2 separate regions of the Homo sapiens genome follow, and region 1 is linked to region 2. A link is a contact called in ENCODE Hi-C or POLR2A ChIA-PET data. All regions are on one chromosome and are shown on one strand. Each heading gives the region's core, a stretch centred on a gene start or an enhancer-like site at or near the end of the contact. The rest is flanking DNA. Distances are from core to core; before and after follow the strand shown.

Region 1 (3,934 bases), core at 764-3,263, 190 kb before region 2:
GAATTCCTGACCTCAGGTGATCCACTCGCCTTGGCCTCCTAAAGTGCTAGGATTGCAGGCGTGAGCTACTGTACCTGGCTTTTTTTTTTTTTTTTTTTGAGACAAAGTCTCTCGCTCTGTTGCCCAGGCTGGAATGCAGTGGTGTGATCTCGGCTGACTGCAACACCGTCTCCTGGGTTTAAGCAAATCTCCTGCCTCGGCCTCCCGAGTAGCTGGGATCACAAGCACCCGCCACCACACCTAATTTTTGTACTTTTAGTAGAGACAGGGTTTCACCATGTTGGCCAGTCTGGTCTTGAACTGCTGACCTCAAGTGATCCGCCCGCCTCGGCCTCCCAAAGCGCTGGGATTACAGGCATGAGCCGCTGCACCCAGCCACATATTCACAGCTTCTATTTGAAGGATCTCAAAACCACAGGGAGTGCAGCAGTGCACACCAGCCCTCTCCCCCACCTCCCTTTCCCCACACTCACATTCCTTCCCTTATGCCCCAATCACTGGCTTAGTCAGAAAGACCATTTTAACCTGAGAGTAAACGAAGGAAAGGGATACACAGTCTACTGGCTTCTGTCGCCTCACATTTTAATAGAGGCTTCAAGCAACAATTACCTATGGGATATGTCTGAGAGGCACTACAGAAAGGGGCAGAATTATCTACCAGCTTGATAAATGATACATCTCTCAGGACTTTTGGAGGAGAACCAGCTCCATGCTGCAGGAGCCGTGTGGAGCTGGGCTTTACTGCCAGGGCCTTGTCCTGGATGCTGGAAGGAACCAGAAGATTCAAAGTAGAGTCAGGGTCCTGGCCACCAGTGCAAGGCAGGCCACATGACCATCGACACTGCCACCATTGCCACCAGCCCCAGTGCAGCCCTGGGAAGGAGCTTGTTTTCTCCTCCTGGGGGACTGCTGCTCTGGTAGGAGACCAGAGGCAAGAGGAGTCCATTCCGGGCTGTGGGGTACCTGCCCTGTCTCCCTCACAGAGTGCCGTAAAACAAAGCAGCATCATGCATAAGCCCATGTTTCCAGCAGTTTATCAGAGCCTCAGATGTGTGGTGTAGATCCCATCGCCTTGAGGCTCAGGAGAACCAGCAAGCGTGTAGTGCCCTGGGCGGGGTCCCAGCTGACCATGATCCCCATCTCTGGCATCTTTTTTATGGGTCTCCCCTTGTTTTTTTTTTTTTTTCAGACAGAGTCTCGCTCTTGTCGCCCAGGCTGGAGTGTAGTGGCGCGATCTTGGCTCACTGCAACCTCCGCCTCCTGGGTTCAAGCGATTCTCCTGCCTCAGCCTCCTGAGTAGCTGGAATTATAGGCACCCACCACCACCACGCCCAGCTAATTTTTGTACTTTTAGTAGAGATAGGTTTTGCCATGTTGGCCAAGCTGGTCTTGAACTCCTGATCTCAGGTGATCTGCCTGCCTCGGCCTCCCAAAATGCTGGGATTACAGGCATGAGCCACCGCACCAGGCCTGGTGTTTTTTTTTTTTTTTTTTTTTTTTTGGAGACAGAGTCTCACTCTGTCACCTAAGCCAGAGTGCAATGGCATGATGTCGGCTCACTGCAACCTCCGCTTCCTGGGTTCAAGCGATTCTTGTGTTTCAGCCTCCCAAGTAGCTGGGACTAAAGACATGAGCCACCACGCCCAGCTAATTTTTTTGTATTTTTAGTAGAGGCAGGGTTTTCGTCATGTTGACCAGGCCAGTCTTGAACTCCTGACTTCAGGCGATCCGCCCGCCTTGGCCTCCCAAAGTGCTGGGATTACAGGGGTGAGCCACTGCGCCCGGCTGCCCTTGGTTTTAATGTGGACGCCTTGTGCTTTTTGCTCAGTATTCCTGGCCCCGGTGATCACAGGGGTTGTGAATTATGGATACAGCAGCAACTGTTTTTAATCTCCCATGAAACAAAACCAGTGTGTCTTCTGCCCCGGAGGCCGCGGGTGAGGAAGGGATGGCAGCTGCTGCGATATGGCTGCCTCGGGCTGACGTCAATGCGAGTCATTCCAGGCCAAAGACTCCACTCAGGAAGCTTAAAAGTGATACTGAAAACAGATTTGCATGTTTTCCTTTCACGGGAACTTGGCTCCTCTCAGTTCCACTGAAGATGTTTTCACCAGCCTGTGTGCAACCGGTGTGTGGAACGAGCACAGCTTGCAATGCAATTGGAAGGCGACTTTAGCTTTTGTCCTGTGCTGCCCCTCTGAAGTTTATTCAGCCGGATTCATGTTCCCAGACCCTGGCAGGCTTGGACTTTTCTGCTCCTCTTAGGAAATAGTCTGTCTGATGGTTGCTTTAAATGGAAACAAAACAAAACAAAACAAAACAAACAAAAAAAACCAGTCTCCATTTGGAATTTCAATGTCCAGGCCAAGATATTAGTCAAAACTTCAAACCATTCTTCTTGCTCCAGCTGAGGCTGCTTAGGGCTGGAAGTCTGCATGGGAAAGGGATGAGGCTGGCTTCTGTCCTTTCCTGTGGCTCCTTGTGCCCCTTCTCCCAAGGTTGGAGCTGGGTGAGGGGTTTTAGGGCCCAGGACAGCTCTCACCCGAGTAGGTGCATGGGCAGCTTGCTGTGCATCCTTTGGGTCTGGCTGTGGTTGAAAGCTGCCCTCTCTCCTGCCGGGGCTCCCATGTGGGTCTGCACTTCCTGGAGTCTCTTATTGGTGATCATTTGAGACTCTTTGCTTTGGTCCCTTGGGTTTACCTCGAGCTTTTTGCTGCTAGGGTTTCTGCCCCTCCAGGTGGTCTTATAGGTCAGGCCCCTAGCAGACCTCATGCTGGTTACCTCTCTGTGTGGCTTCAGCTGGTTCTGACCCTCTTGTGTGGCTTGCCCCCGCAAGCTCTGGGAGGGAGGCCAACCCCAACCCACTGCATGCTCCTGGTTCTGGCATCAAAGCAGGCAGGGCCAGACATGGTGGCTCACTCCTGTAAACCCAGCACTTCGGGAAGCTGAGGAGGGAGGATCACTTGAGGCCGAGAGTTCAAGATCAGCAACATAGTGAGACCCCATGTCATTACAAAAATAAATATTATTATTTTTGAGACGGAGTCTCACTCTGTTGCCCAGGCTGGAGTACAGCGGTGCGATCTCAGCTCACTGCAACCTCCACCTCCTGGGTTCAAGCAATCCTCTTACCTCAGCCTCCTGAGTAGCTGGGATTACAGGCATACGCCACCATGCCCAGCTAATTTTTGTACTTTTAGTGGAGATGGGGTTTTGCCATGTTGGCCAGGCTGGTCTTGAACTCCTGACCTCAAGTGATCAGCCTGCCTCTGCCTCCCAAAGTGCTGAGATTACAGCCTTGAGCCACTGTGCCCAGTCCACACACACAAAAATTTATTTAAAAAAACCAGGCAGGACCAGGTGTGGTGGCTCATGCCCAAAATCCCAGCACTTTGGGAGGCTGAGGCTTGTGGATCACCTAAGGTCAGGATTTCGAGACCAGCGTGATCAACATGGTGAAACTCCATCTCTACTAAAATACAATATTAGCTGGGTGTGGTGGCACATGCCTGTAATCCCAACTACTTGGGAGGCTGAGGCAGGAGAATTGCTCGAACCCAGGAGGCTGAGGCAGGAGAATTGCCTGAACCCAGGAGGCAGAGGTTGCAGTGAGCCGAGATTGTGCCATTGCACTCCAGCATGGGCAACAAGAGTGAAACTCTGTCTCATAAATAAATAAATAAATAAATAAAATAATTTAAAAAGCAGGCAGTAGTCATCCTGTACATTAGTTCCCTGTGGTTCTCTAACAAATTACGACAAATTACGATGCTTAACACAGAAATTTATTCTTTCACAGTCCTGGAGGACGGAAGTCTAAAACCACGATCAGGGGGCTGAAATCAAGGTGTGGGCACAGCCCTGCTCCTTCCGCGGCTGTCGAGAGAATCCCCAGCTTGCTGATTCCGGCTCGTGGTGTCTGCCGACAACCTTT
Region 2 (3,687 bases), core at 680-3,179:
TGCATCCTCCATCACGCTGCTCAGAGAGACGTGGGGCAGAGGTTGTGCTGTGTGTGTGTGTGTGTGTGTGTGTGTGTGTGTTTGTTTGTTTGTTTCTTTCTTTTTATTTTATTTTATTTTTGAAACGAGTTTCACTCTTGTTGCCCAGGGTGGAATGCAATGGTGCGATCTCGGCTCACTGCAACCTCCACCTCCTGGGTTCAAGTGATTCTCCTGCCTTAGCCTCCCGAGTAGCTGGGACTACAGGCATGTGCCACCACGCCCGGCTAATTTTGTATTTTTAGTAGAGTTGGGGTTTCACCATGTTGGTCGGGCTGGTCTCGAACTTCTGACCTCAGGTGATCCGCCCTCCTGGGCCTCCCAAAGTGCTGGGATTACAGACGTGAGCCACCATGCCTGGCTTATTTATTTTTATAGAGATAGGATCTTGCTTTGTTGCCCAGGCTGGAGAGCAGTGGCATGATCATGGTTTACTACAGCCCCAAACTCCTGAGGGGGTGATCCTCCTGACTCAGCCTCCTAAGTAGCTTGGATTACAGGAATGTGCCGCTATGCCCAGCTAATCATTTATTTAGAGATGGGGTCCCATCGTGTTGCCCAGGCTGGTCTTGAACTCCTGGCCTCAACTGATCCTGCTGCTTTGGCCTCCTAAAGTGCTGGGATTACAGGTGTGAGCCCCTTGCCCAGCCTGCACTGTTTTCTGGAGCTCACACTTTCAGAAAGAAATAGGAACACTGGAGTGGAAGAATGGGCGTGGATGAAGAGATTGATGGGGACTTCCAACTCATGCAAGCAAGTGCAGCATTTGGCAGGGGAGGCTCACAGCACATCCCACTTCTGCAAGTCACCAGTGGGTCTTTTCTTGCCACAGGGATCCATCTAGGGGTCCAAGGTATGAAGTGAGTGGGAGGGACTTACAGAGAGACACACGTCAGCTCTGCCTGGAGAAGGATGTCATGGATCTCAGTGGCACACCCAGGTCTCAGAGAGGCAATGAGTTGCTTGTCACAGGAGTTGTTTATTCCCAGCCAGGTGGCTGGGATGGGAGTCTCAGGAGATGAGAGGACTATACTGTTTTTTTCCTGGAGAGGTACATTTCTCTAGTCTGTGGATCAGGCTCCTAAAAGTCCTGCGGAGGCTGCAATTCTGCTGCTTCCCTGCCATGGACTGCCAAATGGGCTGGGTGAAGGAAGGTCCTATTCTCAATGGCATTTCCAGGACCTCTCTGTGTGTGTGATCTGGCTACTTTAGACAGCAATGGTATATTTGCCTTGGCTGATGGGAGTCCCTCATCCCTTGAGCAGTTTTGTGGAGAGCAGGAGAAATGTATCACAGTGTCTTGACGCTCCTGAAAAGCGTATGAGTCACTAGTACCAGGGAACCTGGCGTCCTTTTCTCAGTCATTGAGCTTGCGAGCCAGATCCGAATCATCTTTCCTTCTGCAGTCCTTAATTATGGGGGAAAAAAATGGACTTGTAGAAACCAGTCCTGTGTTTCTGGATGTGGAAGGACTCTGAGCTTTCTCTTGGGCAGAGGGGTTGGAAGGGGACAGGGCACAGAGGGCAAGGGCTCTGCATGATGCCCAGGGGAGTAGAGTCCAGCCTCCAGCCTCTTGTCTCCCAGAGCCCTCCCTGGTGGTCAGTGTTGTGGCCTTGAGCCCCCAGTAGGCCAGTGCTCACTTGGATCCTGCAGCCCAGGCTGGGGCTGGGGATGAAATCTGTGGCCTCCATCAATCATAGCAAATGCATTGTCCCCAGTCGATGACAAAAGGCCAGGAACTGGAACCTCCCCAGACCGACTCAGCTAGTTCACTTGGCTAGAGCCCAGGCTGGTGGGAACCGGATGTTTTGTGGAGGATTGGCGTCTCTCTCCCTGCCTGTGCCCCACGCCGCTCAGTGCTTTCCCTTGGAGTCCTCAACCGTGGAACCGGTGCATTCTTTCCTGGGCAGCTGCTCTGCTCACTTCCAACATGTTGTGCTCTGAGCTCATAAAATCAGAGGAATCAAAGGCAGAAGCTGCAAGCGCTCAGGCCTGCGGGGACCGGCGGCTTTGGAAACTCCAGTTTGCTTTCTTCTTTCCATGTGTGGCAGATGTGCCTGTCTCATCTTGTAGCGCCTTGGCCAGCTTTTGCTTTTCCGCAGAGGAAGGTAAAGCAAAGCTGTGGCCAGAGACCCCTGAGGCTGGAAAAACGTTTAAAGCCCGAGGGGGAGGGCTGCCCTCCCAATGCAGATAAAGGAATGAAACAATAGAGCAGTTGTCCATTTGGAATCCTGGGAAAAGCTCAAAATACGACAGGGAGGTCAGATCAGGCTGGACCCATCTGTAGCACTGAGGGCTGGAGGGGGAATGTTCTGGGCTTGGAAGGCTTCTCTTTCCCCTCTGGTCTCATGAGCCTACTGTCTTATTAATGAATTTGGTTTGCCTAGAGGTCCTGACTCAGTGGCCAGTTTGGTTCCAAAGCAGGTAGTGGCCCCTCTTGAAAAACAGCTGCCCACCTGTTGACCTCATCTTTTAAAAACATGCAGGACATCCATCCACGTGAGAGATCCCTGTGGGTCTCATGGGCCATCCCTGGCTGCCCCTTCATTCTTGACCCTGCCCCATCCCTCCGGGGTCACATTTGGATCTGGGAGAAATATTTGGCAAATGTGAAAATGATAGGTTTAGCAAGAGCCTGAGGAACTGGTAGGGAAAGACTTGTTTCGTTCACGTTTACTTTTTGAACAGATAATTCATTTTCTTGGTTCACAAATCAAAACTATAAAAACCATGACTTCTACCCTTGCTCCCATTAACCCCAACCCAAGTAACCACTTATATTAATTTCTTGGGTGTCTTTATGATATACAAACAAATGTGTGTGTATAACTTTGTACATATATATTTTTTCTTTTTCTTTCCCCCTTTCACAGAAAGGAACTGCAGCGGCCTTTGAGAGAATGAAAAAATACTCAATCTCACTTAGGTTCAGAGACATGCAAATTAAAACTATAATAAAATACCCATGTGGCAAGGCTGACAGAAGTTAGCATTCTGTGCAAACTGGTTTGGACTTTGCTCTTTTCACTTACCTGTGTATATATCTTGGACATCTTTCAAATCAGTACATAAAGAACGTCCTCATTCATTTTTTACAGCTTAATAGTTTCCTAGTTATGGACACATCGTAAATTTATCTAACTGGTTTCTATTACAGACATTTGATTTGCTTCCAATCTTTTGCTACTACGAACCATGCTACCCAGGATGCTTCCTATACATGTAGGTATACTGGTAGAATAAATTAAGGCAAGTGGCATTATTGAGATAAAGGGTAAACATATTTATAATTTTGGTAAGGGTTTTCAGACGTCTTCAACAGAGTGTACACTATGCACTGCCACTAGTAAAGAATGAGAGTCTCTCTTTCTCCATAGCCTTGCCATGCAGGCATTTCATTGTAGTTTCAATTTGTGATTCTCTTATTAAAGTGAGATGGAGCACTCACTTTAATTCCATTCTTTCAAGACCCATTTGCATCTCCTTTTCTATGAGCTTCCTCTTCATCTCCTTTGCCCATCTAAAGAAAAACTGTCTTGTTCACTTTGGTCTTTTTCCTTAACCATGCCTAGTAGCTATTTGTGTGTTAAGGAAAGATTGGCTCTCTGGGATATGAGTCACTCCACATTATTGTTTGTCTTTTAATTT

Evidence for each region. Hi-C counts contacts between places; a loop is a spot of excess contacts on that map. ChIA-PET counts read pairs that join two places held with the same protein, here RNA polymerase II (POLR2A). Pooled maps may share reads with other maps.
Region 1: a pooled map shows a loop between it and region 2 (3-fold over the local background). The contact joins two enhancer-like sites. A Hi-C loop is called at or near these places in 3 of 50 pooled maps. POLR2A ChIA-PET finds 5 or more read pairs at or near these places in 3 of 52 experiments (activated T-cell, activated naive CD4-positive, alpha-beta T cell and endothelial cell of umbilical vein).

The regions. Positions count from the first base shown.
Region 1 is chr1:235,046,375-235,050,308 of GRCh38, reverse strand. No RefSeq gene overlaps it. Among named protein-coding and RNA genes, the nearest start is that of LINC01348, 21 kb to the left of the region's middle. RefSeq lists enhancers at 1,873-2,167, 2,881-2,930. Within about 2 kb of position 2,013, at least 29 of the 41 ENCODE cell types and tissues checked have a DNase peak (open chromatin) inside an H3K27ac peak, as active enhancers do; they include endothelial cell of umbilical vein, where a contact is called at or near this core.
Region 2 is chr1:234,861,378-234,865,064 of GRCh38, reverse strand. The region is part of intron 2 of LOC107985365 (a long non-coding RNA gene); the gene reads left to right. Among named protein-coding and RNA genes, the nearest start is that of LINC02971, 94 kb to the left of the region's middle. Within about 2 kb of position 1,929, at least 28 of the 41 ENCODE cell types and tissues checked have a DNase peak (open chromatin) inside an H3K27ac peak, as active enhancers do; they include endothelial cell of umbilical vein, where a contact is called at or near this core.